Regions from separate parts of the Homo sapiens genome. Here regions 1, 3 and 4 are each linked to region 2. The links are chromatin loops, found by intact Hi-C in ENCODE. Cell type or tissue: CD4-positive, alpha-beta T cell. All regions are shown on one strand. Links, peaks and the distances in the headings refer to the core of each region. The heading gives the core; the rest is flanking DNA. Region 1 overlaps SALL3 (spalt like transcription factor 3). Region 2 overlaps ATP9B (ATPase phospholipid transporting 9B (putative)). Region 3 has its middle 93 kb from the start of LINC01029. Region 4 has its middle 100 kb from the start of LINC01896.

Region 1 (7,895 bases), core at 1,470-6,469, 260 kb after region 2:
TGTTTTTCACAAAGATCTTGTGCTTTTTGCAAAGGTCCTGACCCAAACAAATCTCTATTTACCTTAACAATTTGCATTTTTACATTCCCATTAGTTTTTTTTAAATATGTTAAATATTTTTAGGGTTCACTTCCTAATTCATGGATGTTGGGAAGTGTTTCCACATGTGATTTCACTTTTCCCATTGGTAAGTTTGCTAAATTGCAACTGTTTCTCGATTGTGGAAACCGTGCGTAGAATGTTTAAGCACTTTCTGCCACATAGTAAGTCATTTTGTTTAAAGCAATTATAAGTGATAATTACCAATACAATGAAGATATTCTTTTCAAAGTAAAATAAGCTTCCATTTATTCCTTCAAAATTGAAAAAGGAAATTGTGTTAAAAAATGTCATTGTGACCATTTGGACCTGTTAACAGTTCATTTTGTTAATGAGCCCAAGGAAACAGACTATGCTGGATTTTATAAGCAAAGCTCCGTAATAAATTTGGCTTTTGACTAAAACAGACCTTAAAGGTTATTATTAATGAAGGAAAAAAATTTCAATACAACTCAGATTATTTCAGGCAAATCAGGATCATCATCTATATTTTCTATTGAGGTGTGTATAAAATATCAATGTGATCACCTCAATTGTTCTCGCGTGCCCCAGCTGTGACTGTGTCTCACTATCAACATTTGAATGTGATTAGCATTCCATAAAAGTTGTAGATAAGAACGAATTTCACAACATAGCCCCGAATAAAAGAAATACAGGTAAAAACACTCACGTGTGGAATTGAAACAATCACATATGGAATTGAAATTCTGTCTGCATACTTCAAGAATGTTATTAAACAATAGTAAGCACTTGACTGAACTGGTTGTAGGAAATAACCAAAGTGAACATATTTTACTAAGGACAGAGTTTCCTGAGAACTAGAAAGACATTTTGCTGGCTTGCAGACTGAGGAGTGCTGGCTTCTGATGCATTCTGAAGAATAAGTTCTTATAAACTGCTTCCATGGCCCTTCTCATGATGATGATTAAATGCATATATTACAGTGTTTATGTGCCAATCTGACATTATTTACTTACGTTTAAGTGCTGTCTATAACAAGCAAACCCATATGGGAAAAATCTGCATTTAGTCCACAATTTTATCATATAAACTTCTAAAGCCCTTTAATCCTGCCATCATTTAAAGCCAGTATTATGTCAGATTCAAATGTATTTAACCACCTTTTTAAATTAAACTTGTATTTTGAACTGGCCTGTATGCATGTTCCAAAAATAGAAGTTATTACATTAATTAATATGGCCTAAACTTTTTATGTCAAGGCAAAACCATGTCAGCGAGGCACTGTAACAACAGTACAACAGTGACAAGTTTGAGAAATTTATTTCCAATGCAATTTTCATTTTCTTCCTCTCTTTGTTTAAGGGGCGAATTAAAAAGCAAGCATTGCAAACATTATCATTAATGTCAAAGGAACTTATTTTTTGCACACTATTCAACAGCTAAGAGACGTGAAACTGTAAACAGGCAGGGGATGGGCAGGAATGGGATTTTATTAGAACAAGTTAAGAAAAATGCCAACCAGTTCACCAACTAACAGAACTTAGCGAACACTCTTCCCTTCTTGGTGAATGAGAGTATCTGGCCAGGGCTACTTTTAGGAAGTACCAACCCATTTGCTTCTATGTGAACGTGAAGGTGGCCTCAGGACCTGCTCTGCCACAACCCGCCTTAGCTGATCTCAAATTAAGTATCACACCCATGGTGCCATGTTGGCCATCTGCACTACACAGGATAAAAATATAGTTTTTTTTTCCATTTAATTTACAGTGATCCCAATATCTGCTGTTTACACCTAGATTTTCAGGGCCTCTATTACCATGTGCACATTCCTTCCTGTCTGTGTTTCTCAGTTGTACAGAAGAGGGGAGGAAGGTCCCACAGGCCTTTCAGAGAAAACCTCTAACAAAAGCATAGCTTCAAAGACGATAGTTAAAAAAAATATGTATTTTCCCCTTCTAACTAATAAAATATACACAGAATGTTTAACAAAAATGTTCCTATTCTTAGGAGTGACTCTTGGTGTGAAAGGAACCCCTCAGACTGTCTGTTTTTGGTCTTCGCTCAGCTTTAATCCCTGGTCTGTTATAGAATCTATCTATCTTCTATCAGAATGACAGGCAGAATTTTTAGCCTGGATGATCTTTTTAAAGCCACAAGTGAAAAACATCATTGTAATATGTGTGTGTAAAATACAGCTATGTGATTTCCAAGCAAACTAATCCTCTGATTTGGTTTTACATGAGAAATTACATGAGAAAAAACCTAAAACAGGTTTTTTTTTTAAAAATAAGTTTACTTAGAATAATATTAAAATGCTCAATTTTTACATAAATTTTGTGTATGAAATATATAACTTAAGATATGCTGTGTATACCTATATAATATTTAAGACGATGCTTTCTTCAAAAATTTCAAGCTACAGTTCTTGGCATTTCAAGTACAGTGGTTTTTAAGTAAGCTAACCAATTACAAAGTAGTATTAATATAGGTGTTCTGTAATTTCCTTTATCAATCTCAAAAGCTCACCTTCAATACACTTTTGCTGCATGTTTTTTACTCATTACAATGAACAAGAGAAGCAGAATTTGTTTAGTGCAGGGAAAGGGTTGTTAACTTATCCACTTCAATGAGTAACTTTAAAATGCCACGTGGATCTTCAGGAAAGGAAGACGGACTTTTTCCTTTGCCTTTCCATCTCTTAAAAATCCAGAAAGCATTTTTTTCCAGTTTTCCTAAATTGTTAGGAGACACTTATTTTCTTGCAAATTAATTCTTTTTAACTCCTTATGATAGCTTTGAATCCCATAAAGAAAGATGAATTATCACATACTGAGCCCAAGCTGTGAAACAGGAGGAGACAAATAGAGACCCCTACTGTGTTTAACAATGTAGAAGAAATTCCAGACGCAATAGAAAAATTTTCTGTCCTTTTCCCGAGACCTCAGAGTGTGTACGCACAGCGCTGAACAGTGGAGGGCACTCTTGCCATGCTCAACGCGGCTCTGACCACACACTCCCGCGCGTCGACGCCATGGCCCACACCTCAAATTTGTTAAGTCACGACCACCTGTGGCACAGTCACCAACTGTCTTCTGCTTAAAACATTTGCAGTTTTTAACCTGTGCAGTGAAGCACCCGGGAGGAGACACGGTTGCCTTTATGGGTACATGCAGATGGGAGCTGGACAGCACTCGCATTTGCTTTAACTATCTGCCCTCGACGCTGCTTCAAATAATAAGACGTTTGTTACACTTCAAGGTTGCACAATAGTTCTTTCATTTAGATGTTATGCTGTCATCACACTTATAAGGAACGCGTGTGTATCACTATCTATGCCTAATGAAAAATACGCAGACCTGAAATATGTCAGCTGATGCAAACAATTTCAATCGAAATTTGATGAGGGGGTGAAAACAAGGTTTTGCTAAATCACTTTTGGTGAAGATGCAGATGGTTTACATTCAAAGGCTGTGGTCTCACTGATCCGACACATGAAATTAAACGTGCTATTTCATGACATGCCTACTTGAAAGCACCCAAACACTGTCCATTTTTCAAATCCACTATGCATAGAAATAAATACGCAAAACCACTTAGACATATAAATGCCTACATGTAAATAGCTCTAGAGGGGCACATGAGCCACGCTGCGTCCAGAAGCAAGGCTACCATCAGCTGTGACCATCAGCCCGCTCACACTCGGGATCAGGCGATGGAATCATTTCCATCATTTGTCAGCACTTCATGGCACTTTCATTTCTACAGGCAAAGTTTGCACATATGCAAAAAATCATCCTGGAAAAGCCACTGCCCTGGGTCGTTGAAGCCAGTGACTCTGCACGTATACAGATCCTACAACAGAATTACCAAACAGTGCGGTGAAGGTCACTCTCGAAAAGACCAGTAACGCCGACGAATCACGACAAAGTGCCGCGGCACCTGCAGGGTTAATTAAACAGTTCAAGATGCAATAACGACACAAAAGAAAGCCGTTTTCTCTTCTTCTTTAAGAACTATAAACACTTGTGCTGAACTAGATGGCGTCTGAGAAGCCGTGCAGCACGGCGCAAGCTCGCGGGATCTCTAGTTAACACTCAGATTCAGTGTTAACACTTAACAGAACAGTGGTGAGCCCTGTTGCCAAGGTCAACAGCACAGATGCACTAATTGTATTATGAGCTTGACATCTAGTGGCCACCCCTGGCAGGGCAAAGCAGGCAAAGGTTAAATCAGCAAGGCTTGTCAAAGCACTTCTAACTACCCACCTTCAGGGAGAGACGGTCGGAAGCTGGCCAGCACTCTGCAACCCCACCTTTTCAGACATCAGACAAAAAGGCTTTCTGCGCCGAGCTGGCTGCTAATGCTCGCAGAGAATGCGAAGGGGGTAGGGATTTTAGATAGTAAGCAGAACTAATCTGAAGGTGATTGAAAAAGACAGGCCCACAGAGGAAAATATTTAGACACCACACTGGCATTATCGGATCCCCTTGGTGGACACCGTCTCAGTCTGGAGAACGCCTCCCTTTAATTAAGAAACAAATCAATCTTCATCTCTAACATAGAAACCATTCCATTATTTTATTACAATTAATATTTTATACTTTCTGGCATGTGACTGGCCTGGTTTGCTTAGAAATCAGTTAGCTGCATTTTAAATCATAAATGTGTCGAAATTACATGAGAAATAACCCTAGACAGGTTTTTTTTTTTAAATAAAAGTTTACTTGGAACATTAAATTGCTCAATTTTTACATACAGTTTGTTTCATTGTGTATGAAATGTGTAATAATTAAGGTATGCTGTAATTACAAACCTGTCCTTCCAAGACTAAAACATGTTGGTCTTATTCTGGCAACTACTGAACAAATCATGTAGGAAAATAAAACTAATAAAAACAAAAAATCCTTCCTGTTATATTTAAAAGTTATGCTTCTTGAAACTATCTTGCAGCACTGAAAGATGGTGCATATCCTCATTAGAAGTGAAAAAGATTTTTATTGTACTTAAATAAAAGCTGGTGCCAATACTTTTAAGAATGCTAAATTCCAACTAATGGTCAGCACACAGAATAGAAACCCTGGTTGTGCTTTTGCTGAATTCCCCCCAAAAGAAAATATTCTTAGGGCTACCTGGAAATGAATGGTACAGCTTCTTAGAGATTGCAGTTGGAAATGAAATTTGACCCACTTTTACCATCATCTTGTATACAAAAAAGAATCAGCTTGCTAAGTAATTCCTGCTGTTACTCCATACCTTTTTCTGGCTTTGAACAACAGATCTAAAAATATTGGATAATGCATATGCCATGGAAGTTGAAAACGTACTGCACATAAAATTCGAGAACTGTTACATAATCAGCTCTCTCTCTCTGCAAGCTGGGAATTAATTGGTATGCTTTTTTGTTGATCACAGAAACGTGCACTTTTAAATAGGTTAAGTTTTTTAATGTTGTTTTTAAAAGAAATGTTGGCAAAGTCTTCTTTTCCTCTCCCCTCACCCAACCCGGTTACTTACTTTTTACCTTTCATGTTTCAGAGAAAGCAATCTGCCTGTGAATGTTAGAAAGTAGCTCCTGCATTGTTCCTTTTGGTATGCTGAATTGTAAATGTGTGTAGTGTGCTGGGGGAGCACTGAGGGCAAACCATGCATATACAGATAAAAGAAAAAGATCCTGCGCCAAGCACTGGTGGCCGAGCTTCTTTCCCTTAATTCAAACACAGTCTGTGAAAACCACTGGTAAATTCTTAAATCACATGCTCAACACATTTAAAAGGATTTTTAAGACAGCCATATACTTCTAAGTTGGCAGAAAAAAAAACACACTTTGAAGCAATTAGTGCTAACAAACAAAATACAGGATGGTAAATGGTTTTAAATTATAATACCCTTTTGTTCCTTCTTAAATACATATTTTCTAACAACAACAAAATACATCTTTCTTAAATTATATTTTATACAATAAAGAATAGCAGTATTGTATCTTTTAAAGTTCTTAGTGGGCATATAACTGTCATTGGAAGTTTTAATTAATTTTTCTTAGAACAAAAATATTCAGCTGGCTCACAGGATTACTAGTGGCGCAAAGTTCACTGGATCCTAAAGCTGCAGCGCCTTTCTTCTAAAATAGGAATGAGATCATTTGCAAGTAAGTAATTTTAAAAAGCAATTTCTGTTAGGAATGTCTCAATGACTTAATTTTTTTTTTTAACAAAAGCATGACTTTAGAACTTTACATAAATTATCCTTACTTTTTCTCATTCTAGACACGTCATGTTTCATTCCTGTAGTGGTAAGGTTTGGGTAGCACCAGTTATTTTTGTATAGAATCTTTTCATTGCTTCAAAAATAAATCATAATTCTTTTTTAAGAGATACAGGCTTTGTGCTGTAAATTAATGTGAGTGCATCTCTGTCCCCCATTATACTAAACATTTTTGCATAGAATATTTGTTCTGCAGGACATTATCAGTAGCTTTCCATTTTACTGCATGTAGATGGACCTGCTGCTTTAATTAATATGTCACTCCCCGAGTGATACAAAGGAATTATTTACCTCGTTTCTAAAACACTAAACTAACTGAGCTCACTTGCAACTTCCGGCACGGTCTGTTTATTTCCATTGCATTTAACAAAATTAAAATTTTGAGGAGATCTGACTCAGGTTGGAGTAATTTGGTTTCCACACCCATTTACCTTTTTATAATTTTTACTTAGTTATCTTAGGAACGATGCTGAGTGCGACCGAGTAATACACAAATGGGGCATTCCTTGACTTAACACGGAACAGAGTGTCTGTTATGCTCCTTGAACAAGCTGCTTCGAATATAATTAAATGAGAAAGAACTTAAAAAAAATAGTTTGCCTAAACTCTCTCAAACAAGCATGTGAGCTGCTCGACCAAGACTCGGCCCCACACAGGGTATTTTGGGCCTCTTGCAAAACATGACCAGGAACTGTGGCAACGTCTGGATTACAATTCTGGATGCTGTGAAAAACACAGGCTTGACAAGAACTTCAATTCTACCACGGGTAAAAAACCTGAATATTTTGCATCTCTAAATAAATTCGAGCAGCAACAAGAGGGATTCAAAGTAGAACTTGTGAATAATTTATCCCATCTTAGGCTTTCAAATATAGGCGATATAGCCCTCCACACGTTTACACTATTAAGTTCAGCATGCTCACATTTCTGAAGTGAAATTAAAAATGAATAGCAGTGCCTCAGCTTGTTAATTGTTAAATACCAGGGGGTTTACTCTATTAATTAAAATATGCTTTAATAAAAGGAGACATCGCACATTTTGATACCGACCCTACAAAGCTGAGAAGTATTTACATTGTTGCATTTTGGGGCGGCTGTGAAAGCCGATTTTAAGCCATTCAGGAGCCACAATAATAAAGCTTTAAAATTCCTCACTGGGACGCAATGTAGTTCTTTTGAAGGAAAGACTGTCTTTCTCATTCGGCAGAAATAAATCCATTCATTTGATCATGTAGTCATTGAGGGCGATACAAAACAAACCAAGTGTGAGAAATTCTATGTGATGAAGTAAACAAAACAAAAAAAAATCCATTTCCATGACAAAAAGATTCTTTGTCCTTAATCTACCCACCATATGCAAGCGTTTCTTTTTAGCATATCGCCTGTTCTCATCTTGGCTGACTTGGCTACACAGATAAGACTCCCTTACCTCCACCGCAACAAAAAGACCCCAGCGAGCTCACTAATTTTATTTAATTCATTAATTCTCCAGCCGCGTCATAAGCATGCTCTCTCGTTCTCATCCGACATGGGTGTCTACCCGCTTTGTCAAACTTTACTCCACTGTGTGGGAA
Region 2 (7,895 bases), core at 899-5,898:
CTTGCAGGTGGCATTTTCTGAACTATGACTGTTGTTCCTGGAATATAACTTGTAACCAAACTACAGCATATAGTGTAAAGCTTGTAGGTTGCTTTTATTTTATTTTATTTTTTCAATTCTAACAAAACAGAAGAAAAGACACATTTCAACACTTGCATTTTTTTAACCCACTTCAATTAATAATCTTTTAATATTCAATTTCTCTGAAACATGCTTTTCTTCAACTGATCTAAAATACAATCTGAACTCTTATAAACTATTTAAAATAAAAACCAGTTAACTTATAAAGTTACAGATTCTATAAAGAAGGTGGTAACTTTAGTTTTGATGTGGATCTCTTCCTTCTTTAAAAAATGTCTTAAATACCTGGACAGACCAGATAACTTTTGCCATGACTGTAAACTTTTCACCCATAAAATATATTAATCACTTGAAGTAATTACGACTATTTAAGAAAAGGTAATGTAAATACACTTAGAAGTTATTTTCAACATTCATTGTCATCTCCTATATTAGTAAAGCAAATTTTCTTCTACTTGTCATAATATTTATTTGAAACAACTGCAATAACAAAATTAAATATGCTACTGCAAATTTTAATCTCCAAGGGAAAATTTGTGCATAATGTCTAAGACAACCACAATGATTCTGCAAAGGGGCTGTTCTAGGATAATGAACACAATAATTGCCTGTATAATCTAAAATGCTACTAATGGCAACGATCACAAATCCATTTAGCTCCTCTTTAATTTATGTACCAAGTTTTAAATAGCTAATGGTTCTCAGTAAAATAATGGTTTATACCAACAATAAAGGGTAAATACGGTATTCTCCTGCTTAATCAAGAAAAGATCAGGCTTTTTTTTTTTTTTAAATGAATGCTCGGACGAGTGAGAATCAGACCTTATCTCCATGACACAGCAACACTTCAAACCATCTCAAAATTAAAACTCACATCATACTACTAAGTTCCTAAGCAATCAATGTACACGGCAAATTGGAGCAGACGTCGAATGCTGTAAAGTCTCAGGCCCTATCCATGATTCAACAAAGTGCCTGTGCAACACTTACTGCTGATGATGTCACCCTGGGTGAACAGGATGTCGGCATCCAAACACTCTCACCCATCTTTTAAAACTCACGCGTACTTACCCCTTACAAAGAAGTAGTTTAGAATAGTAAAATGCAAAACTTCAAATAGCCAATTTAAACTCTTGCAGAAAACTAAATTATTTTAGTTTGTCCTGTAGTTTCCCTGTGAATATAGGACAATTTGAAAAGCCTCGACTCTGACACCCAATTCATTCATGCTACTCTGCACTAGCAGAGAAGAACAGCTTTGTACATGGCTGACTACGTACAGAAAAACACAACTGTTAACACTGCTTGTCTTTCATCAGCTGAACTATTTGTGGATCAGTTCTTCATTTCGAATTTGGACCCTGACTACAAAACTGATATAGGGCTATGCATTAACCTAACTGAAATTCCTATAAAAAGCATATTCTTTTAAGTATCTTTGAAACAAATAAGCCCTATATTTTCCACTGCTAGTAGAATCTTAAGAGACAAGAAAAAAATAAGTAATTTTCAGACCTTCATTTGTGTTTCTGCATTTCAAATAAATGAAACTCATGCACTAAATCTAAGTACTAAATTTTAGAGCAACAACTTTTCCATTACGAAGTTTAAATTAAAAGTATTAGTTTTTAAAAAGTGATGCTACATAGTCTTTTTCCTTCTGAAGTTTATTATTCTTTTTTGGATATGAACTACTAAGCCTTAAGTGTGTGTAGTACATGCAGGCTGACCGCACACTATAGATGTGGCTGAGCCATTATCGTTTATCGCCTCAGTGATCTGCGAAATAAGAAGGGTTTCTTTTGGCCATTATAGTCTGTTGGCTCAATAATCTGTGCTTTAAGAATTCCCTAAATAAGTATCAGCACAACAATTCTTAATGTTACAATTTATCACCTTAGTTCTTAAAAATCAAAACCTGTATTTACACAATAGACAATTTAAAGTCTATTCTGAAAGAATTATTTCATAACCTACATGTTTGCCTACCAAGAAATTTAACATTTTGCCTATTCTATACTCAGAATTTAAGCTTTTTCCCTTGCTTGCTATATAGTTATTATATAAAATGTTTTCCCTTGAACATTAACATAAAAAAGTACTATATTTTTTGTATAAATAAGAAAAGTATTAATGCAAGAATCAGCTACTAAACAGGGAAGCAAAACCACGTTTGAAACCAACATATGACACGTAATTAAGAGACAAGGGAGTTCAAAGTAAACCCTCACACCTAGTTTACACAAACTGGAGCTACCCAACTTTTGATGTTACAGACTATGCATATTGATTGTCACTCTGTCCGCCGACCTATATAAACATGTTTTTAAGGATAAAATTATTACTAAAATTTGCAAGCATATTACCTGCTAAGTTTGAAGGGGGCTTCATGAGTGCAGAATGAGGTTATCTTCTCAAACTGCTGGACTCCTAGATCGCTTGAGAAATGTCAATACTGGCTCTAGCATTTCCTAGGACACGTATCCACTCACCAGAATTTTTTATAATTGTCCATAATGTCAGAAAGTAGCATCATCTCTGAACACATGTATACACATATACACATCTCATGCTCGCCCTTACAAAACTCATGCTGACTGTCTACGTTCATACAGGACAACTGGATTCCATCTGTTAGTGTGTGGCAGCCTTTACTGATATATTAGAACCTTCGCAAAGTAAATCAATATATGAAAGGTCAGCACATGCAAAGCAACACAGTGGCTGGAAGGTAAGTAGTAAGTTAAAACTTTTATTTTTAGTATTATAAATTCTTTCAAATGTTCTCAACTTGTGATACATCAAAGCCATATTTAAAACAAAAATATGCATGTGATAACATGCAAAATGATCCAGAAACTATCTGGAAATTTAATTTTTGCTCTACGTATAGAAATTACGTTAAAAATCCAGCACTGAATATTAAGATAAGCCTATCCATTTTCTAATGTACATCATTCCTAATCTTATTTTACAATCACCACATTGTTTAACTGAAAATCAGGAGGAGGAGGAGGCTGAAGTGTAGGAGTCACTACACTGCCGATCACCGCTGCGGTGCTCACGTCTGTCTCAGAGTCATCTGTCTCAGAGTCGTACTCACACCTCCCATAGGCGGCTGGGAGGGGAAGCCAGGGAGCGCGGGGAGCGCGGGGCGCGGCCAGCAGGGGGAGCGCGAGGCCGGCGCGCGTCCTGATCCCTGCAGTCCCGCTCTCTGGAAAGCGCCAGCCATTTCTAACCCAACCAGTCCAGCACATCACATACACTCACTCATTTATTTATTTCTGACAAAAAGCGTTACCCTAAATTTATGTTTTGTCACGCAGAATGCTGGCCAGAATCTACATACTTGAACATCCTGGATTATGGGGGGTAGGAAGGGGGCCCTGAATAAAAATCTGGCATCTCGTAAGATGCCCTAATTTCAAGACAGGACCTCGGAAATGCTGTGCACAGTCAGTAGGGCGGTGTCCTCCTCACAGTCAGTAGGGCGGTGCCCTCCTCAGTCAGTAGGGCGGTGCCCTCCGCACAGTCAGTAGGGCGGTGCCCTCCTCAGTCAGTAGGGCGGTGCCCTCCGCACAGACAGTAGGGCGGTGCCCTCCGCAGTCAGTAGGGTGGTGCCCTCCACACAGTCAGGGTGGTGCCCTCCTCAGTCAGTAGGGTGGTGCCCTCCGCACAGTCAGTAGGGCGGTGCCCTCCTCAGTCAGTAGGGCGGTGCCCTCCGCACAGACAGTAGGGCGGTGCCCTCCGCAGTCAGTAGGGTGGTGCCCTCCACACAGTCAGGGTGGTGCCCTCCTCAGTCAGTAGGGTGGTGCCCTCCGCACAGTCAGTAGGGCGGTGCCCTCCTCAGTCAGTAGGGCGGTGCCCTCCGCACAGACAGTAGGGCGGTGCCCTCCGCAGTCAGTAGGGTGGTGCCCTCCGCGCAGTCAGTAGGGTGGTGCCCTCCGCACAGTCAGTAGGGCGGTGCCCTCCTCAGTCAGTAGAGCGGTGCCCTCCGCACAGACAGTAGGGCGGTGCCCTCCGCAGTCAGTAGGGTGGTGCCCTCCTCAGTCAGTAGGGTGGTACCCTCCTCAGTCAGTAGGGTGGTGCCCTCCTCAGTCAGTAGGGCGGTGCCCTCCTCAGTCAGCAGGGCGGTGTCCTCCACACAGTCAGTAGGGCGGTACCCTCCGCACAGTCAGTAGGGCGGTGCCCTCCGCACAGTCACTAGGGCGGTACCCTCCTCAGTCAGTAGGGCGGTACCCTCCCCAGTCAGTAGGGTGGTACCCTCCGCACAGTCATTAGGGCGGTGCCCTCCGCACAGTCAGTAGGGCGGTGCCCTCCTCAGTCAGTAGGGTGGTGCCCTCCTAAGGCTTTTCGAAGTTTCAGAGCTAAAAACTAAGTTGATAACATTGTAACAACAGCTTCCTTAATGATTTCAAGATCCTGAACAGATTTACTGTTTTTTTTGTCTTAATGTAGGAAGGCATCAATTTTAAATGGTTTTGCCAAGACCAGCCACCAATTTAAAATAATTCCTTCAATAACGTAAGCTACCCACTAACACCAGAAACCTCAACATGCAACATCATTCATAGAAGTGGCATTTGGTTTTCAGTCTAATACACAGTTTATTTGGGTAATTTTATATTTATTTTAACAAGTATTTTACAAAGAGCATGAACCTATTCTCTAACCCTTACTATCTAAACACACAATACCCAGGACTTTAGGGGGGTTATAAAGCTCTCATTGTATTTTACAAACAAGCCAGCAAGCTCTGCAGGAACTCCAAGAAGAGCAGATCCTGACAGTGGGGGGTGGGAGGTCACTGGACCTCAGGGTCCCTAGGAGCCCAGGAGTTCTGACTGCTTCATGCTTCTTTACAAGGCACACACTCAAATACTTCTTGCCCCAAAGCATATAAAAAATAGATTCTATTCTAATAATAACTCTAAGTGGTACTGATATTGTAAAAGAAAGTCTCTTACTAGGAGTCATAAAACTTTAAGAGACATGGTAAGAAAGGGAAGACCATGGCTTTCTTTAAAATGATTTAAAATACAGAGCACGCATCTCCTTTCATTTTCTCAGTCTGTTTCTAATAGTACACACTGAAGAGACTATGCTCCTTACAAATCTTTCTTCTGGGAGGTATCTGCCTTTTTATTTTACCCTGAATGTAGCAAGTCTTTATTTTAAATATCTCAGGGTAGGGTAGAAACACTCTTAAAATATACTTTTAAATATTCATTACAGTATAATTTACAAAATATGTTGCTGAACAAAAAATCTTGTGTAGTACTAAAATGTCATCAGATTCTATTAAAAACTCATGAAGAAAGTTACTAAATATGTGGTCAGGGCTTCTAATGTCACAGTATTCCGAAATTCCCAAGCACAAGGTCTGTCTTTCCTTCAAAGAGCTTTGAACTCTTTTCAAGGAGCTTAAAAAAAAAATTAGTTGATGCGTTTCTAGTGTTCAGAATGTGAGATATTGAAGAAATTATTCCAGTAAGTACCTTGGAAATGTTGGGCCATAGATGGTGGGAAAAGGCTGTGATTCAGAAGAGAAAAATAGATGGGACCATTCCTTTCCACAAGCAAAGTGAGTCCTTGCAAATGTAGGTGCACAGGAGGGCAGGGGGGTGGCCCAGCAGACAGGCACCAGCCTAGCCCTCCTTCCATGGAGCCTGCCTGGAACATGGCCATGAAAACTGTGTTTTTAAAGAAACTGCGGAGAATAGAGGGGGCGGAGGGGGGGTAGTGGGGAGACTACTTTCCACCTGCTTATTTCTCTTATAAAATTTTAGAAAAGAGAATGGTTAAATGATTATTAGTAAACAAGATCACTAATTTTATAATTAAAACTTTAATTTCCAACTTAGATTATCTTTATTAAGAGGTAATGATACAGATTAGTTTCTACAGTAAAGTGAGAAATTTCTTCAGTAATTAATTTCAAAATGTTGGCATCCGAATTCTTGCTTTGGCATGCCAACAAGTATAACATATTTAATGGTTTGTGCAAGGGAATTTACTAAACAGTATCAGTGAAAAACATTTTTATGTGAGATTCCAGAAAGTCTGGTTTCATTAAGGCTACTTGAAACACTAAACATAGCATTTGAAGTTGCTAATTGTTCTTCTAACAGTATCTTAGAAACCACCACAAAATGACAATGATCAGGAAAATTCCTTAATGCTTAAGTGCTCAACTGTGGTCCAGCTGACTTCAGCATGTTTCCACCACCTTGATAACCTACATACAGGTGTATCAGAATCAGCACAGAAGAGATGTTACAGGACCTAGTCAAGGACACAAGGCTGTCACTGTCAAGTAACATGTCACACTCTCCTTCTGTGTTTCTTGGCTTATTGTGTAAATATGTGGGGATTTATAAGCCACTGGAAGATCTCCATCCCATTCTCCAGATATCTGGCACCTACCACTATGTAAAACTACTCAACACTATTTTTAAATCAAGAGCCATTAGCTGTCTTGACAAGACGTATGACTAAAATATTTGCTGATCAGAACTACAATCAGTATTCTATTTCATTCCCCTTGCAATTAAATGCATATTCACCTATTTATAATTATATTAAAAACATGAGGATATATAAAATGCTGACCAATGTCTGAAACACCTCAGAATTACTATCATCGTGAACAAAGTCACTAGGTTCTGTACATTTTCTGTTCCGCCCACACATCTGCTTAACTAGCTATTAACCAGAAGCTAATAATAGGTAAACGTTTTAATTTTTAAGGCAGAATAGCAGAATTGCAGACATAGAATAGCAAAGAAAGAGAAAGAAGAATGAAGGATAGTTATAGCAGTCTAATAGCTAACTTTGAATTACATCGTTTTCAAAAATCCATGGTTGTTAGGATTTGTATTCTTTTGTAAGGAAAATGAACTGGCAGATTTGCTGAGAATTTTAAATGATAAAGGTAATATGGTTAAATAAACTTTTCATCTTGCATAATCACCCTTTTATTATTAAAACTGTCTAAGAGGTTTATTACTGGTATCTTGGCAAAATGCAACATTATTTTAAACCATCTAAAATTTTTGTGTTACTTTATGTCTTCAGAGACACTTTATGAGCCATTTCATACTTAATGGCTTGTAAGCAATCCCAAGAGTTGAGAATTGTGTAAAAAGTTGCTCAGATTGACAGATAAAGTGAAAAGGTCTGTATTAATTTCCAAATAAAGAAATGCATGGCGTGGTATCACACGATGATTATACTCCAAAGTACCAATTAGAACGCATCAGAAACTAGAGCAAGTTGACACTCTACAATAAAGCAAATAATTTCCAGTTGGAGGGGCAGAAAATGTTAATATGCAATGTTCAAGACTACAAGAATCTTTGTAAAAGGAAGTAGCTAATAAGGTTTAATGATGCATGTCAGGAAGCCACAGTATGTAGGGAAACACAGCTGGCTTCATTTTGTAAACTATTTGATATACACATCTTTCTCGTTTGCGGTTATCAGCTGTGCAGTGCCACGGGGGACAGTTTAGACTTCAAATCAGGATATTCTTCTTGTTCTCTAAATTACAAGTAAAATACATTAATATAATATGGTGCTATAGGCTAGTGCCCTGACTATGGCTTATCAGTTTACGAAAGAGGATTAAAGAAGTCTTCCGTAAAATGTTGTGGAAACAATCTTGCCAGCCTAAACAGGCTACTAAGAATGAGAACCATTAAAACAAATCATAAAACAGACAAAACGCTTGGATTTAGCGAATTAATAACCCTCGCAAAATGGTCACCATTTTTCATACCTCAGGCATTAAAATAAAAACTGGCTGAAAATGC
Region 3 (7,895 bases), core at 1,562-6,561, 1.3 Mb after region 2:
GATCCTAGAATCACTTCTAAACTTTATCAATTATTCCTTGCTTTCTCAAAATATCAGGAATTCAAAGAAGGGTGCTAAAGCATCAAATTGAAATAGATGTAGGTAAAGGGACTTAGTGGGTATGTATTTAGTTATAGATGTATTTAAGATGGAATGAATAAATGAGTTAAATGAATTGTGCACGGATCTTGTGCTATTTCTAATTTTAATAGTACTTGAAATCAGCTATGCTTCATAGCGGCAGCTCAGGAACAGGCGTGGCCTGGTCTGAAACGATCAAGCCAAGAAATGAAGGACCTGATTTCGCTGGAATGCCTGCTGGAACAATGGCACATAGTGCTGACCAGGACAGAGGCAGATGCAATAAACAAAGGTAAAAAGCTGTGGGTACTGTGGGTAAGGTAGGAGTTTGGGGAAAGATGCACATCTGCACCAGTGGGATTATCAGATACCCAGGAGCAAATGAACAAGCTTGGTGTTTACAAACAGTAGCCCTGTTTGTAAACACCAGATAAAGTTTATTTAAATTCAGTTTAGAGAGAAATGCCAGTCCTTGGGAACCCTACTATGCAGAATAACACCAGCGATGAGATGTCTGCGCACATGGAGGACCTCCCCACTGTTCGCGGCTCTGGTGGTCTTACCTGGGTGCCTCTGTAATCCTAGGAAATTACTGCTTCCCGGTGATGTGCTTGGAGAATACAAGCAGGCAGGTGTGTGTGCTCACTCTAACTTTATGGGTGTTAATAACTTACATAGATAACATTTGTGTACTCAATTAAAATTGAGCATTACTGAACTTTTATATATATACATGGTTTTTAAACTTATATATAGGTAATGTATGTATACTATTATATATGTATTATGTATAGATACGTGTATATACACACTATGTACTCATGGTATACACATATAAATATATATATGTGTGTATATCCATGTATATGTGTATGTATCATTGGTACATAGAATTTGCCCAGTTTAACACACTGTTAAGCTATTTTTTCCCTCAATATTTGCAAACTATTTATATCAATGCCCATATCTACGTTGATAAAGATGTCATAAATAACTGTGTGTAACTGCATGGCACTTGGAAGCAATACTGCTGGAAAAAGCAGAGTAGGATAGACAGTAAAGCACGTGCTCCGGCCAAAGAAATCATCAGGTAACGGATGGAATTAAAAGCAATTAGGATTTTAAAGACGCATTTAGGGGCCAGCACTGCCGCAAACTGAAAGGTGCAAAGATTCTCCTATTCATTAGGCGTTTTCCCGCATGCGAAACAGAAGCATGGCGCGCTTCTGTTTGAATAGAAAAACAATTATGTTTTTAATACACTTATATTCTACTCATCTCCTCATCATTCCAGGATAATGAGTCATTAGAAAAAAATAATATTCAGCAGTACAGCTTATTGTTCGGTAGAAATGATCATTGCATTTGCTGAGTGTGAGCACCTGACTGTTTGGAAAGGCCAGAAATCAGCAGTTTCTGTCTGAGTGTGCTCCTGCTGTGGCCACTGGAAGGATCCCTGCCTAGCATTATTCTCTGCTGTTCCAGAGCCGAATGTTCATGACCTTCACATCATCCATAGGCAGGAGGGATAGAATTGAGGACACTGAAAATCTCTGTGTAGCTGCCACCTCTGGTACAGGTGTGGAAAGACCAAATGCTATGACCACTGGACTGCCTCAGGTTGAATTGTAAAGGCAGCCTACTGTGAATGACACTATAAACATTTGTTGTTTTTTCCATAAATAATCATGGATTTAATACATTGTGAGACAATTATCAGTCAGCAATGATTGACAGGTAGAGGTGAGTGACAGTGGTGGTTGTGAAGGATAGGGAGTATCAGGGTTCCTGCTGCCCACAGAAGAGGTCCCACTGACCTTCCGCCAACACCCAGGTCTCAGCTCAGCTTTGCGAAGGGAGCTTTGCAAGAATCACAGTGGTCAGGAGGAAACATTAGCAAAGGTTAAGCAATCAGTCTTTGAAACCCTCAATGTCCTTGTATTCACCAATTGCATGGCCTCAGAAAATGACTCAGGTGTCGACCCCAGGCAGGCCCAAAGTGCTCTGCAGGCTGCCTCATGGTAGGAGTGTATCCACTATTCCACACAAACCCCCAACTGGTGTCCAGATAATGTGTCTATGGACCCAGGGCCTACAAACTGCATATAGCTTGTTGAAAATATTTGTGTTATGTAAACCCAAATGGCTGTGTTCCGGTGAAAAGGCAAAGATCACCCTTTAAGTCCAATAACAACTGTATTTGCAAAAGCCATAAAGATCCTTCATAATTTATACCTTAGTAGCATTCTGTTTGGTTTTGGTAATTAGCACTATTCAAGCTTTAAGCAATAACATTACTCAGAACACGACTCCAGAACAAAATTTTTGAAGAAGAATTTATTTTTGAAAAAATGAAATATGAAAGAATTGTGTTATTTTGTATTTTAACTAAATAATTCCAAAAAGATACTTGACAAGACATGAGGAATGCATAGGCCATAGGTGTACATATCTGGATGTACACATCAAGGTATTTATATTTTGCTTTACATAAGGCAGAACCAGGTAAGATCATTTTTGTTTCGAGGATCTTGGGGCATGAAACACGCACAGCAGTGGAGAATTGAAACAAGGGGTGTCACTCCCATGATCAATGTTTCAGCTCACAGGTATTCTACACGCATGTTTCATTCCTGTGAAGATTAGGACCAAGGAGGCTATCTTATATTTTTAAATAACTCATTGAAGAGAGCATACTTTTTCAATTTAATATAATTGCTCTAATCAAAGCTCTAAAAGAATCAGTTAGCACTTCTAGCAACAGTTTTCCTGCGTTAAAACCACTTGTGAGGCCTAGACAGCATGCAGCAGAAAACAGTGTGAAGTCTAACAGACGCTACTAATAATGAGAGTGTTTGAAGGCCTTGGATCAAAATCACGGTAATGGACAACTTTATATTTTGCATAAATTAAAATTGTACACAGTATAAAGTCTACTATTTACCATGTCTTATTTACTATGTGATGAGGATTTGTAATGATATTGGCGTTTTTCTGTTGTTGTTTGTTTTTTTGTTTGTTTGTTTTTTGAGACAGAGTCTTGCTCTGTTGCCTGGGCTGGAGTGGAGTGGCGTGATCTCGCTCACTGCAAGCTCCGCCTCCAGGGCTCAAGCGATTCTCCTGCTCAGCCTCCCAAGTAATTGGGATTACAGGCACACGCCCCCACACCTGGCTAATTTTTGTATTTTCAGTAGAGATGTGTTTCACACCATGTTGGCCAGGCTTTTCTCGAACTCCTGACCTCAAGTGATCTGCCCACCTCAACCTCCCAAAGTGGTGGGATTACAGGTGTGAGCCACCGCGCCCAGCCTACTTTTCAAACAATTATGAGCAGTGAGTGTTTGCAACCTTGGAATGAGACTGATGACATTTTGGCAATTAAAAAAAAAAAGCCTTCAAAGGGCACATATTTAATGCTACTAAGAAAATATCAATCAATGTCTTTAAATTATATCTATATACAATGCTTTAATGACTTTGAGTGGGAAGATTTGTAGTTAGATTTTTTATAATATATAAGATATATATTATATATTGTTCATATACTATATATTTAAATTATAGACATAATTTAAAGAAATACATATGTGTTTATACATGTGTGTGTATATACATATGTATATATATATAGAGAGAGAGAACCATACACCTATTTATGCTCTGAGAGAAAAAAAAATAGTGCAATATATAGTTCAAGTTTCTCAAATTATTTTAAGTACAGTGTCTTTTATCTGGACATTGTTCAGAAATAGATCAAGACAACAACAAGCAGTCAGGCTCCCAGTAAAAATCTGACTCCGAAATCCCGCACCCCAGCCAGCGCCGTCTGCACCTGGAACCCGGGTCCCAGGGCCGGGCTGTGGCTTCCTGCCAAGGGGCGCGATTCTCCTCGCAGAGGAAACTGGTATTCTTTGGAGCAGCTACCCCGTCAGGAACCTCATTTGAATCTCCTCTCAGTGATTCAAACACAGGCTTCACCTGTGTGAAATTTAGAGGAAAATAAAAATGCAGCGGTTCCTACGGAGGCTCCTGGCTTGCAGGACATTTGAGGGTGGAGACAAGGATGCCGCGGAGGGAGGACTCGGGAGCCCGGCCGCGCCCTCCAGCCTCGGCACCCGCGCTCAGCGCGCCGCGCCCCGCGTCCCCCGCGCGTGGCCGCCTCCCGCGGGCCGGGCCGGGGCTGCGCTGCCATCTAGCGGCCGCGCGCCCAGCGCCGCGCCACCGCCCCTGCAGGCCGCCGGGGCTCCTGCAGCTCCTGCACCCCCAGTTTCCTCTGTGGCTACTTTAGGTGCCTTACGCCGTCGGAAGTGGCGTCCCCGCTCAGTGTCTGCGGGTTTAGCCCGCAATGCACCGTCTCTTAGCAGGTGTCGGCACTGGGGCTCGCCTGAGGCTGGGGAGGGTCTAAGGCCCGCGGCTTTGCTCAGAGTCCAGGACACGGAGCAGCGGCCTCCTCGGGGCTCAGCTGGAGAGGGTAGAGGGGAGGCTCGGGCTGTGGGCCGCGCAGCCCCTTCCTCCCCGCGGGCCATGGGGCCACAGTGTCTGCAGCAGTGGCCTGGGACCACCGCGCACTAGACACATGCTTTCAGGATCTGAAAATATCAGGGCGAAGAGAGAGTTGGGGCGCTTGAAGGTGCAATATATTGCATGGGTCACGTAACCTCAAATGGCTGTTTTCCAGTGAAAAGGCAAAGATCACCCTTTAAGTCCAATAACAATTGTATTTGCAGAAGCCCTGTGCAGTATCTTGGGGAAAAATGAAGAGGAAATTAGGCATCTAGAGACTGCTAATGAAAAGCAGCCATCAAAATGTGCCCAGCACCTATAAAAACTATCTTAGAAAACAAAACGGCAGGTAACAAAAGTCTTCTGATTTAAACATTTATTTCTACTGGTTTAAGTATCCGTTCATGTTTGAAATATATATATATAATATAATATAATATAATATAATAATATAATATAATATATATAGCCCTTTTCTGTCCATAGAAATTAACAAGTAATGTTTTACAGGTTTTCCCCAGTAGTTTAAAACACATGATCAACATAAAAATACCCAAATATCCAAGCTCTGTACCTCGCAAATGATATGAAAGAAAGAAGAAAGAAAGAAAAAGAAAGAAAGAAACAAAGAAAATATTGAAACTGATTTTTTAAATTTCAAAGCCATGACAACTATTTGAGTGTCGTCACCGATTAAGATGCTTCAAACAGAATATTCTTTTTTTAACTGTTGAAAAATTTCTCAAAAAATGTTAACAGAACTAAAGTTTTAACACTAGGTTTATTGCTTATTGCACACACACATATAAGCAAAGAGTACAATTACCATAAATATTTATACATTTATAGTAAATATTGTAAAGAAAAATAAAAACCACTTAGTCTATAGTGATTGTCATAAATATATTTTTTAATTATTGGAAGTTCTTTTTCCTTTATACTGAACTATTTTGAATCTGAGGGAAAGTTGAACTAATTTTTAAGCATGCACCAATAAATTTTTATACGTAACAATATTTTTGTGATAGTGCTATAGAAGACTCATTTCTTGTCCCACTAATTCTATAATAACAGTTCTGTCAATTACTTTTCAGGCTACCGAAGCTTAATACTGTTCCCAAAGCTGCCCTTTGGATCTCACTGGCTTTCCGTCAGGGACACGGGGCTCTGTGTGCTCTCTGCCTGGGGAGCTCATCTTGGTGTGATGTGTACAATCATGGGCTGTGACATATTTTTTGCGTAACTTGTGTATCATTTGTTCCCTTTCTATAAATTGTTTTCACAAATAAGAGCCATTGACCCCATTATTTTAAAAAAGGTGTCTGCCTTTCCACTGATTGCTTTTCATCAGAACCCTCCAGATTTCTGGGGTGGTTCAGCCACAATCCCAGAACATTCCCTGGTTTACTTTGCTCTTCTGACAAACTCAAAGAGTGGGAGCCACTCATGGTAGATGAAAAGCAAATGCACATTAGATCACACTCTTCCTACCCCCAGGATAGCCTATACTCTGTCTTCCTGTATGTGATTTATTTACAGTCACTTGTATTTTGCAATGTAGCTGTGAAATATTCAAAACAGCAATTTGTCTTTTCCTAAGAAAATTAGAAGTACGTTTTTGTATTACTGACATTGAAATTTCAAATATATGTGTACCTAGTAAAGAAATCAAATATGTTTAGTAAAAAACTGTATTGTATACCAGTACTAAAATCACAAAATATTTATTTTAGTTTATTTACTATGGTGTTTCCAAATTCTTCATATTTTCTTAACTTGTCTTCTTTAAAAGAAAAATAAGGCGATTTATAGTTTTAAATCACCAAGTCAAACTTGTCTAACTTCGGATTTCCATCGAAATCGCATTTGAAATTTTAAGTGTTTAGAGCAAAAACATCATGGTTAACAAACTCAGATGTAAATCAGAGAGCTGATCAGAGGTCCGTTGGCTGGTGGTTGTGATGGAGAAGTGCATTTTCATATAAATGGAAAGTTTGGGATTCCCTCTTCTGCCAACCTAAGGGTTGATTCCGTTTTAACTTTTGCTATATCAAAGGGTGTCTCTACTTCCACACCACAGGCTATATGTTGATTCTGTTAACAACTTCAGTACAAATAATAGCCAGGTACAAACAATGGGTACTGTCTAGCAACACCGCCGGGGGGCTTCCCTCAAAGGAACGCAAGAATCTCCACAGTTGTCAGAGGTGGGGTTTACTTCACTTCCCTTGAAGACCATGTCTATCAAAAGAGCTCTTCTAAGGTGAAAGGCAGCACCCTGTCTTCGCCCGACGTGCACCCTCCTGCAGCGTGGGAGGCTCCTTGGGCCAGGTGGGTGCCTCATTACCATGGGAGGAGACTGGGAAGATCCCCTGCCGGCTGACTGCTGTGTATTGACTCAGAAATATAACCAGGGGAATGGCAGAAGCCCTCGGTATTTGTCAAATTACGATGTGGAAGTGGAGCTGCGTGAATTCTAAAAAACTTGGCTGGCACTCAGCTCCGTCACTAGCTGTGGACAAAACACAACCCAGACAAGCCATTAAAAACACATAAATGTAATGATTTTGGTACTCATCTTGCATGCTTAGTTAAGAGTGAAAATTCAGCAGACCTCTCAGCTACATAAACCCACTGCTGCATATTTTGATAGCAGACTAAGCCCGCCTCAGTGTGCACACTGCCCAAAAAGAAGAAAATTAAAGCCCTCATTTTCCTCTCATTAAATTTAGAATACATATTTTATCAAGGAGTATAATTTTGTTTTGTTTTTTTGGTATCTTAAAGCATGTGAGAATAAATACGTTTGGTCATGGCCCAATGCATGAGAGCCAGATCTGAGGCTCGTGGGCGGGAGACCCAGGACAAGGACCTGACCTCCGGGCCTCACTCCTCACTCTCGCATGTAAAACACAGGCCTGCCTGCTCCAAAACGACGAGTGTTTGCAAATGCTTTGTAATATCTCTGGTGCTGAGTGGGAGATCCATCACTGGCAGCTAGTTTATTTTTGATGTTCTTGTGCTTGAGGAAACATTTATTTCTGGACTACAGCCTTCCCCAAGAGCTACCCTTGGGTAACACATTGAGAGAAGACAGCATTGTGGAAACTCTGTCTTCCTGATAATCTGCACTCAAAGCCAGGAATCAGCCTGTTTCAAATATTTCAGGCTTTGCCAGGCATGTGGTCTCTGCTGCAGCTACTCACCCCGCCTGTGCAGAACAACAGCAGCCGCTGGCCCCATGTCAGTGGGTGAGCGCAGCCATTCTCCGATAAACTTCACTTAGAAAAGTCAGGGAAGAACCAGACTGG
Region 4 (7,895 bases), core at 1,056-6,055, 370 kb after region 2:
TTGGAAGACAGGTGGAGTCATGCCCAGTTACAAGGATAACAGTTGTATTTTTGGTGTTGCCTGCTGTGTGTCTAATTTTGCCAGAATGTCCTCTTTCCATCTACAAAACCTTAGATTTTTTCATTTCATTTTCTTACATGATGTTTGGACGTCATCTTCCGCTCCGTTGGTTGGTCGTCTGCAGCAGGGACACCCATTGTTCTCCTGCTGAGTCTTTGTCTTCCCAGGGCCTTCCCATGTGGTTTACTGCCTTTTCCAAGTGCATCCACTGCGATATTCTCAAACCTTTTCTCGGGGTCTGTTGTAGGATTTGCAGTTATTATGCTCCTATTTATTTCCATCAGGATGTTCTTTGGCCTGTAGTCTTTTTCATTATATACGCAGTCTTCCTCTTCATCTGATGTTAGGCAGAAACACAATCCTGAAAGTTTCAAGAAAAACATAGCAAACTGGTTTGAATTGAAGTAGTGAAGCAGTAGGATCTTTCCAAAGGTATATGCCCATCTAAACACCAGGGATGATGCTGAGGAAAAAGGGAGGAGTGGCCGCTGGGACGCACAACAGGCTCCAGCCGGCTGCGTGGTCTGAAGTGAGGAGGGAAGCTTGGCTCAGCCACCGTCGCGCTAACCCGCGGTCATGACCTGGGCACCTCTTTGTGCTTGGGTGAGTGCAAGGGCATTTGAGAAAACATGGTCAGTGTTCTCAGAGAAGTCGTGATGGTGTGAGGCCCCCCAACATCAGTGAGGGGGCAGAGAAGGCAGGACCAGGCTGGCGCCTTGAGGGCCGGTGTGCGCGCTCAGGTGACAAGACCAGCCTGGAATGGGACGGTGTTGGTGTTTTGCTGTTGTTGTGAATACACTTCCAGTGTTTCATGGCACTTGAGGAACAGAAAGCCCTAAAGATTTCTTCCCATTTGTGAAATGTTCTGGCGGATATAATTAATGTTTGGGGCTTTTAATACAATTGTAATCTTTAAGGGATTCTGTGCATGTTGAACAGACACCATTGAAATAGCGTCTGTTAGAGAATCACAGGATATTATTCCTTCATTTAGAAGGGCGAGAGGTGCTAATCAAACCGGTTTACGTGAATGCATTTACTTTATCCACCAATTTATTTAGTGCCAATGGATCTCCAGAAGAAATCCATTCGCATGAATCCCTGATGATGGGCTCAGCCCGCTGAGCTGCAGAGAACACTTTGGCCACACATTTCTGAAATTTCCTTTGAAATCCGAAAGACATCATTTGCTTTAGAAATGCATTATTAATGTTCCAATTAATATAAAATTCTCTGCTGTGTTTTTGGTGCCTTGAATGAGAACCAAGAAACCTTACAAAATACAATGTGAATTGCAGTGAACAAACTTTAGAACATTTTCCACTCTAGAAATGCGAGCACCGTTTATGGTTTCCCAGGCTTTCCATCAGTGTTCCTCAGCGGGCTATGTTACTAAATGTAGTGTGTGTCTTCCGAATTTAAGCTGAATTCTAAACCAGATGCCCTTCATGACAATCTCTGCAATTCCTGCTGCAAACCACAGCCTTCCTCCTCGATCATCATAATTAGAAGCTGAGTTTAATGGAGCACTTTTAAAGATTGCTCATAATGATGCCAAATATTTGTACAATTCCATGAAATGTGCAAATTGCGTACTACTTAGCCTTAATAGGTGCAAAGTGAGTAACTTCCCGTGTACTGCCCGTGGTTGAGGATATGTGGTATCTGTGAAATGCAGAACTGAGCATTTCACTGCAGGTAACACAGCACATCTTCCCTTTTGCATTAATTAAGTAGGACATCCGAACAAAAGCAGGGCTTCCTTTGAAACTCCCTGAGAAAACCGGTCGTATGGACGCCCGTCTGTTTCCAAATGAATGCTCTGGGGGCCTTGGAATGTAGACAGCTTGTTGCAAAACCTTGCTTCATGTACTTTTCATTCATCTGTGATTTTTGAGGTTTCTTGCTTTATTTCCACCAACTGCATTTTCCTATCAGATTGTGATTGCAGCGAGTCTTCTCCAGTATAAACCACTGTAGCAAGTGGTATCTCTTAGCTGTACCTGCCATGGGAGAGGTGGGTGGAGTCGCTGTGGCCCGCTGTGAGGTCTGAGGAGCAGGCACGTCCCTGCTCGTGGGATCTGCCTGGGTCCCCGACCACCTTTCCTGCCCCGGCTCACTTAGGAAGTCTTATCCAATCTCAGGCCAATTTCAAAGGTCAGCCTCTTTGGAAACTTCCTGCTTTTCCCAACTCATTGGATGCGAATCATTGGCCTCTGAATTCCTGAAATATTTTTTTTTCTTCTTTTGTGGCTCTATCTTGCTTTGCTTCCCATATTTGTGTGGTATCTCGTCCCCCTGCCCCCACCCAACTGCCTTCCACCGAATTGAAAACTCTCTGAGGGTAGAGAACCCTAAGCTATTCATCTCTTGAAATATTTAGAGCATTGTGTAGAGTGTTCTTTAAAATTTGTTAAATTGAACCCAAAATATTACTTTATATCCTGCCATATTCTGGAAACAATTTCTTCAGATATTAATTTATGTTGAACTTACAGGCTTTTTAGAATTAAAAAAAAAAGCCTCCTGTTAAAATGTGTAAACTGCAAGGCAGCCCTCAAGTGCACTCAGCTCAGGGCAGGGAGCGAGAAGGACATGGTGTCCAGCAGATAGGGGGGCCTCTGGGAAGTGGACCCAGGACGGAGCGCAGGGAAGGAGGTGGCACTCCGAGAAGGGGCAGGAGGCTTAGAAACGGGTGCACACCCCAGTTGTCCTCACCAGGGCGCAGCAGCCCTGCCTGGACGCCATGCTTCACGTGAGTGGTTTTGTTTTGTAGAGGAGGTAACTCTTAGCTGCTCAAGGACCTGCCGAGGACGCACAGCTAACTCAGTGGAAGGGCTGAGAATGCAGGTTTTCTCACCATAACTTAGAATCCTTTCTTCCTCAAGCGAGCAGGGGGTCCTTGGTGGCTGTGGCCAGGCGCTAAACACAGGTAGGGCTGCCACAACTCTTGGTGGCTGTGGCTAGGCACTAAACACAGGTAGGGCCGCCACAACTCTTGGTGGCTGTGGCCAGGCGCTAAACACCGGTAGGGCCGCCACACCTTGGTGTTCTTCCTTGTGGTGTCTTTTGGAGCCTGGGGAACGGGATGGGCCAAGCCACAGCCACCCTGAGATTCTGCACTCCGGCCCAGCCACACGGATGCCAAACTTGGTCCAGACGCGCTCCAGGCGGGCAGCTGCCCCCGGGCTGCTTTGAACTTTACACATTCTTCACTGAGCATCCCATGAAGGGAGGTTGGACGCTGTCAGCGGACATGATGCCGTCACCACACAAAGCTCTAGTTTTGTCTTTTTTGGCTATTGCTTTCCCAAGCCTTATACAGGTTAAGATCTGAAAAAAAAAAAAAAAAAAAAAAAAAGCTTAAAAACCAAACCAAACCAAACCCCAAACTCCAAGGGCCTCAGTCTCCTTAACTTTGCTGCTCCAAGCACCGTCTGCCATCAGCACGCCCTCTGCTGGGAGGAGAGAGATTGTCCTTTCCTTCTATAGAGTGCTTCTGCCTGAGATTTGTTATAAAGGGATTTAACTGAGTTCCATGGAGCTGAATTGAAGTGTTTCTTTTGAGAAGCCCCACTGGTTTCTGCTGAGGCTGGGCATCCGGCTTTCTGTTAGGAGAGCGCTGATCTAGGGGTTATTTTTGGGCCAAATGCACTCTTCCTGTTTCACAATTGTTTGTTGAATGAATAAGAGTTGCACCATACTACCCGGTAACATAGTCCGGAATTCAGCATGATTTCTGCTGAGTTTTGTTCAGAGAAGGCCATGTGTTGAGCCCTCCCAAGACCCAGTAGGGGAGGCCGTGTTCTGAAGGTCCTTGTACCTGCAAGGTCACAGAGGCTCAGTGATGCCACCTCCCACACCTCCTGCAGCTGGAGAACTGCCGTGGTGTTGCAGTCAGGCTCTCCAGGTCTAGAATCAGCTGCCACACCACACAGTGCCCTGGGGATGCAGCTCCACAGGGCAGGGTTTCAACAAGCATGTCAGCTGCTGCCTGGCCTTGGGGGCCTGTGGAGCCGATTTGTCCCTTTCCACCCGTACTGGTGCAGAGTCAAGGTGGGCCCCAGCTCTCCTTCCTCCCCAACAGGCTCCACATCCCCACACTGCTGTCCTCACTCACCGAGGACCCTGTAGTCCCTTGCCAGCCTTGTCATTGCTTTATTCTTCCTCCACGGAAATGCCAGTCCGCGATTGTGAGACCTTCACTGTTTCTGGTCGCCATCTCATACCTGGCACACCGTCCACATCCACATCCAGCTAAGCACAGTGGTTGAGAATTAAGAATGTAGGTCTTGCACCCAAAACACTAGGACTGGTGGCTGGCACTGAAATTTCCAAGCAGTGCTACCTAGGGAAAGATTGTTAATCTTTCTGTTCTCAGTGTTTTCATAAGAAAAATTTCGTAAGATAGTGATCCCCGTCTCAGAGGGTTGTTGTGAGGATTAAGTGAGGTAATATGTGCAGAGCATTTGGTGAATGCTGTTACATAGCAGTCAGTACTTTTATTATTAACAATAAAATCATAAGAATTTTGTATTTATAACAAAAGTAATTCAAATCTTGAAATGAAATTAGGATGGCATATTTGTCTCCCTAGCACGTAGGCCTTCTGAAGGCATTGAAGGTCTGACTAGAAACACATACAGAATGTATATGAATCAGAATAATGCCTTCTTTAGGAAAGTCACTCCCAGAGCCTACTTGTTCATTTGGTCAAAAGAACCTGGTATTGCTTGAAAATACTGAACAGTTTGTGTTTGAGCCACCTCCATGGCCTGCAGCTCACCCTTCTGCATCTCGCTGATGGCCAAGACGTGTGAGCCTCTGCATGGAAGTGATTTAATGTGAGTGACTCAAGTTCTTTGGAATGGAGTATGATGAGTAGGGTAAGTATGTGAGCTGCATAACCAATTTGGTAAAAATATAAGTATAGTCATAAAATAAGGGACTTGGGTTTTCTAAACTGGTTTCCTAACTGACTCTGAAGACAATTACAAAAGGGGAACCCTAAAAATGCTTTGAGTGAGGCAAAACCAGGGGGAAAACCACGAGGCTGCCCACAGCAACCGCTTCAGCAGCCAGGGCTCATGGTGTCTGTTAATCAGAGTGCGTTTGTCTAAGCTTTGTTATTTCATGATCATTTCTTCTATGTTTATACAATATGGTAACTTTTGCAGACATGAAACATGTCCATGACCGTTTAGAAAACTGGCTTCTGTCTATTGATGTTCTAGTTCTTGACCTAATGTTTTCTTATTTGACTTTCTTATTTTATTTTTTAGAGACAGAGTCTGGCTCTGTTGCCCAGGCTGGAGTGCAGTGCTACATCATAGCTCGCTGCAGCCTCAAACTTGTGGGCTCAAGCCATCCTCCCACTTCAGCCCCACAAAGTGCTGGGATTACAGATGTAAGCCACCACTCCTGGCCTCTTAACTTTCATTATTAGGAGTGCTTAGTACATAAAAATGATGTTAATTTTTAGCTTAGGAAGGAAAATATGCACATAGAGGAAATTGGCCAGGAGTGGTGGTTCATGCTTGTAATCCCAGCAGTTTGGGGGGCTGAAGTGGGACGATCGCTTGAGGATGGGAGATCAAGACCAGCCTGGGCAACAACCCCAGCTCTACAAAACAAAAAAACAAACAAACAAGCCGGGCATGGTGGCATGTGCCTGTAGTCCCAGCTACTCAGGAGGTTGAGGCAAGAGGAGCCCTTGATCTCAGGAGTTCAAAGCTGCAGCCTGCAGTGAGCTATAATTGTGGTATTGCTCTCCAGCCTGGGTGACAGAGGGAGACTAAAAAAAAAAAAAAAAAAAAAAAAAAAGAAAGAAAGAAGTAAAATTTATCAGCCTGGGCAACATGGCAAAACCCCATCTCTACTAAAAATATACATGTATAAAAAAATTAGCCAGATGTGGTGGCATGTGTCTGCAGTCCTAGCTACTCAGAAGGCTGAGGTGGGAGGATCGATTGAGCCCAGGAGGTTGAGGCTGCAGTGAGCCCTGATTATACCACTGCACTCCAGCCTAGGCAACAGAGTGAGACCCTGTCTCAAAAATTAAAAAAAAAAAAAGAAAAAGAAAATTTATGATGTTGTTATGTCTAGACCTTCTTTTTATATGCCAAATGTCTGTAATGATGACGGTGACACTGTTTAGCTAAATGGTTTAGGTGAAAGAAGTACCACCATTTGGTCATGGAAGTAGATATCCTGGCAAATGTATTTGCCTGTTTATTATAAACTCAGATGGATAAACCTTGTACATATCTTGTTCTACGTGTTAGACGTTTCCAAAACACGTTATGAACTAAGCTGTGATTCCTGTGTCCTTACACTTGCATGCCATAGGTAATAGCTATTTCAACCCTTTGCTTTCAGCAAAAGTCTTTGAGAAAACTCCCATTCCTAATGGTGACTCCTGTGGCATATGTCACATCTGTTGCTGCTCTGTGGCCTGTAGCTTCAGACCTTACATTTTTCCCAGGCAGATTTGAATAAATAGGAGCTTTTACAGCACTGCCCACACAAATGGAGAGATACACACCCCAGGTTTCCCATCAAAAGGTCACAAACCTTGGAAGAAATTCTTTCTTTGAAAACATGTATACAAAACAGGATAGGTATAAAAACTTTTTTAAAATACCAAACTAAAGATGTAGGGAGAAAAGTAAAAGTAAAGCAATATCTGAAACATTTCCAGCTGCTTTAAACTTTTTTTTAAAAAGTTGAAAATGTTATTCATCATTTTTGAGTTTATACAAAATATATGCCCATCTTCCCCCTCCACTCAGGTGGCTCCGAGGTTGGAAGTCAGAGGGTTGTATCTTTCCCTGCTTTGACCTCATCATCTGGCATGTAGGAGATTCTCAATACACATTGTCAAACCAAATATAGACAGAAGGAAAATATGTGCGGTGCTCAAATGATGCGAAGGCCCACGAGTGCAAGATAAAACACCTGTACGTACAAAAATACTGGGTGTGTTATGTAGGGAATTATAAAACCTTTGTCAAAATCAAGTAGTGTGATCTTTCATCTTTTGCAGATTATCTATTGTGAGAATATATTGGGCTACAGTTTGCTGCTTTTCAGCCAGTGAAGCACATGAAGGAATTGTCTTTAGAGCTTGAGTTTGTGTCTGCAGAGAAAGGTGGGGGCTGGAGAGGTAGGTGCCATGATTTATGGGATTTGTGGATGTGACTAGAGAAGATATCCTCTGGCTTCTGTGGTCAGAAGCCAGAGGATATCATCCCCCAGTGACATCAGCCTGTATTTGGAAGTTCGGAGTAGTTACTGCTCTGCCTGTTGGACACACATGTGGCAGAGTTTGTTTCTGCTGCTTTGAGTGTCTGAGCCAGTGCGGCAAATCACCAAGTGCTTGCCTAACAACTGAAGCAAAGGATACTTTTGTTTTTTTTTTTCCGTTTGGCACATGAGAAAGCCTTCTCCTCTTTCCTGCTCAAATATACACAAAGGACTCAGTATACTTGGAGTGTTAACACCAAGAAAAGGACATTGAGAATTTTAAAGGAGTTTAATCTGACAATTGATGCTCTAGTTAATTCCTAAATGAATAACTGATTAGCTCCACATTTTCCAGGAAATCACAGCATTATGCCTCATGACATAATTCAAGATTACATATCGTTTTATTTTATCTCAGAGAAGCACATACATGAAAGCCAAACATTTTTCAGCTTGGCGCTTATTCCTTTTCTAGCATGTCTGGACTAGCAATTTCACTCATTAATAGGTAGCAAAAAACATCATTGCAAAAGAGAGAATTAGGCTTTAATTTTCAAAGAATGTGTAAGTGGTTTGGAGCATGAAGATGT

Evidence for each region. Peaks named below come from ENCODE experiments on the same cell type or tissue, not always from the same donor. Only the 100,000 strongest peaks of a DNase experiment are listed, where the experiment ranks them.
Region 1: a loop joins it to region 2, with 7 times the contacts of the local background. A loop is called at or near these places in 32 of 110 quality-filtered maps.
Region 3: it touches region 2 in a loop (10-fold over the local background); 16 of 110 quality-filtered maps call a loop at or near these places.
Region 4: it touches region 2 in a loop (11-fold over the local background); 36 of 110 quality-filtered maps call a loop at or near these places.

What each region holds. Positions count from the first base shown.
Region 1 is chr18:78,981,501-78,989,395 of GRCh38, reverse strand. All of the region lies in intron 1 of SALL3 (spalt like transcription factor 3), which reads right to left. Among named protein-coding and RNA genes, the nearest start is that of SALL3, 5.6 kb to the right of the region's middle. RefSeq lists enhancers at 4,019-4,533, 5,228-5,986, 7,332-7,895. In CD4-positive, alpha-beta T cell, for the core only: no CTCF peak of the experiment used is centred there; a DNase peak (open chromatin) is centred at 4,235; H3K27me3 peaks cover 1,860 bases.
Region 2 is chr18:79,242,057-79,249,951 of GRCh38, reverse strand. All of the region lies in intron 11 of ATP9B (ATPase phospholipid transporting 9B (putative)), which reads right to left. Among named protein-coding and RNA genes, the nearest start is that of NFATC1, 150 kb to the left of the region's middle. RefSeq lists a silencer at 3,162-3,371 and an enhancer at 3,433-4,632. In CD4-positive, alpha-beta T cell, for the core only: CTCF peaks have their summits at 3,041 and 3,241 (motif pointing right); DNase peaks (open chromatin) are centred at 3,231, 3,529, 4,168 and 4,251; H3K4me3 peaks cover 592 bases; H3K27ac peaks cover 1,153 bases.
Region 3 is chr18:77,896,669-77,904,563 of GRCh38, reverse strand. No RefSeq gene overlaps it. Among named protein-coding and RNA genes, the nearest start is that of LINC01029, 93 kb to the left of the region's middle. RefSeq lists a silencer at 4,175-4,294 and enhancers at 4,033-4,549, 6,399-6,909. In CD4-positive, alpha-beta T cell, for the core only: a CTCF peak has its summit at 4,417; a DNase peak (open chromatin) is centred at 4,333; H3K4me3 peaks cover 837 bases.
Region 4 is chr18:78,871,313-78,879,207 of GRCh38, reverse strand. No RefSeq gene overlaps it. Among named protein-coding and RNA genes, the nearest start is that of LINC01896, 100 kb to the left of the region's middle. In CD4-positive, alpha-beta T cell, for the core only: a CTCF peak has its summit at 3,516 (motif pointing left); no DNase peak of the experiment used is centred there; H3K27me3 peaks cover 214 bases.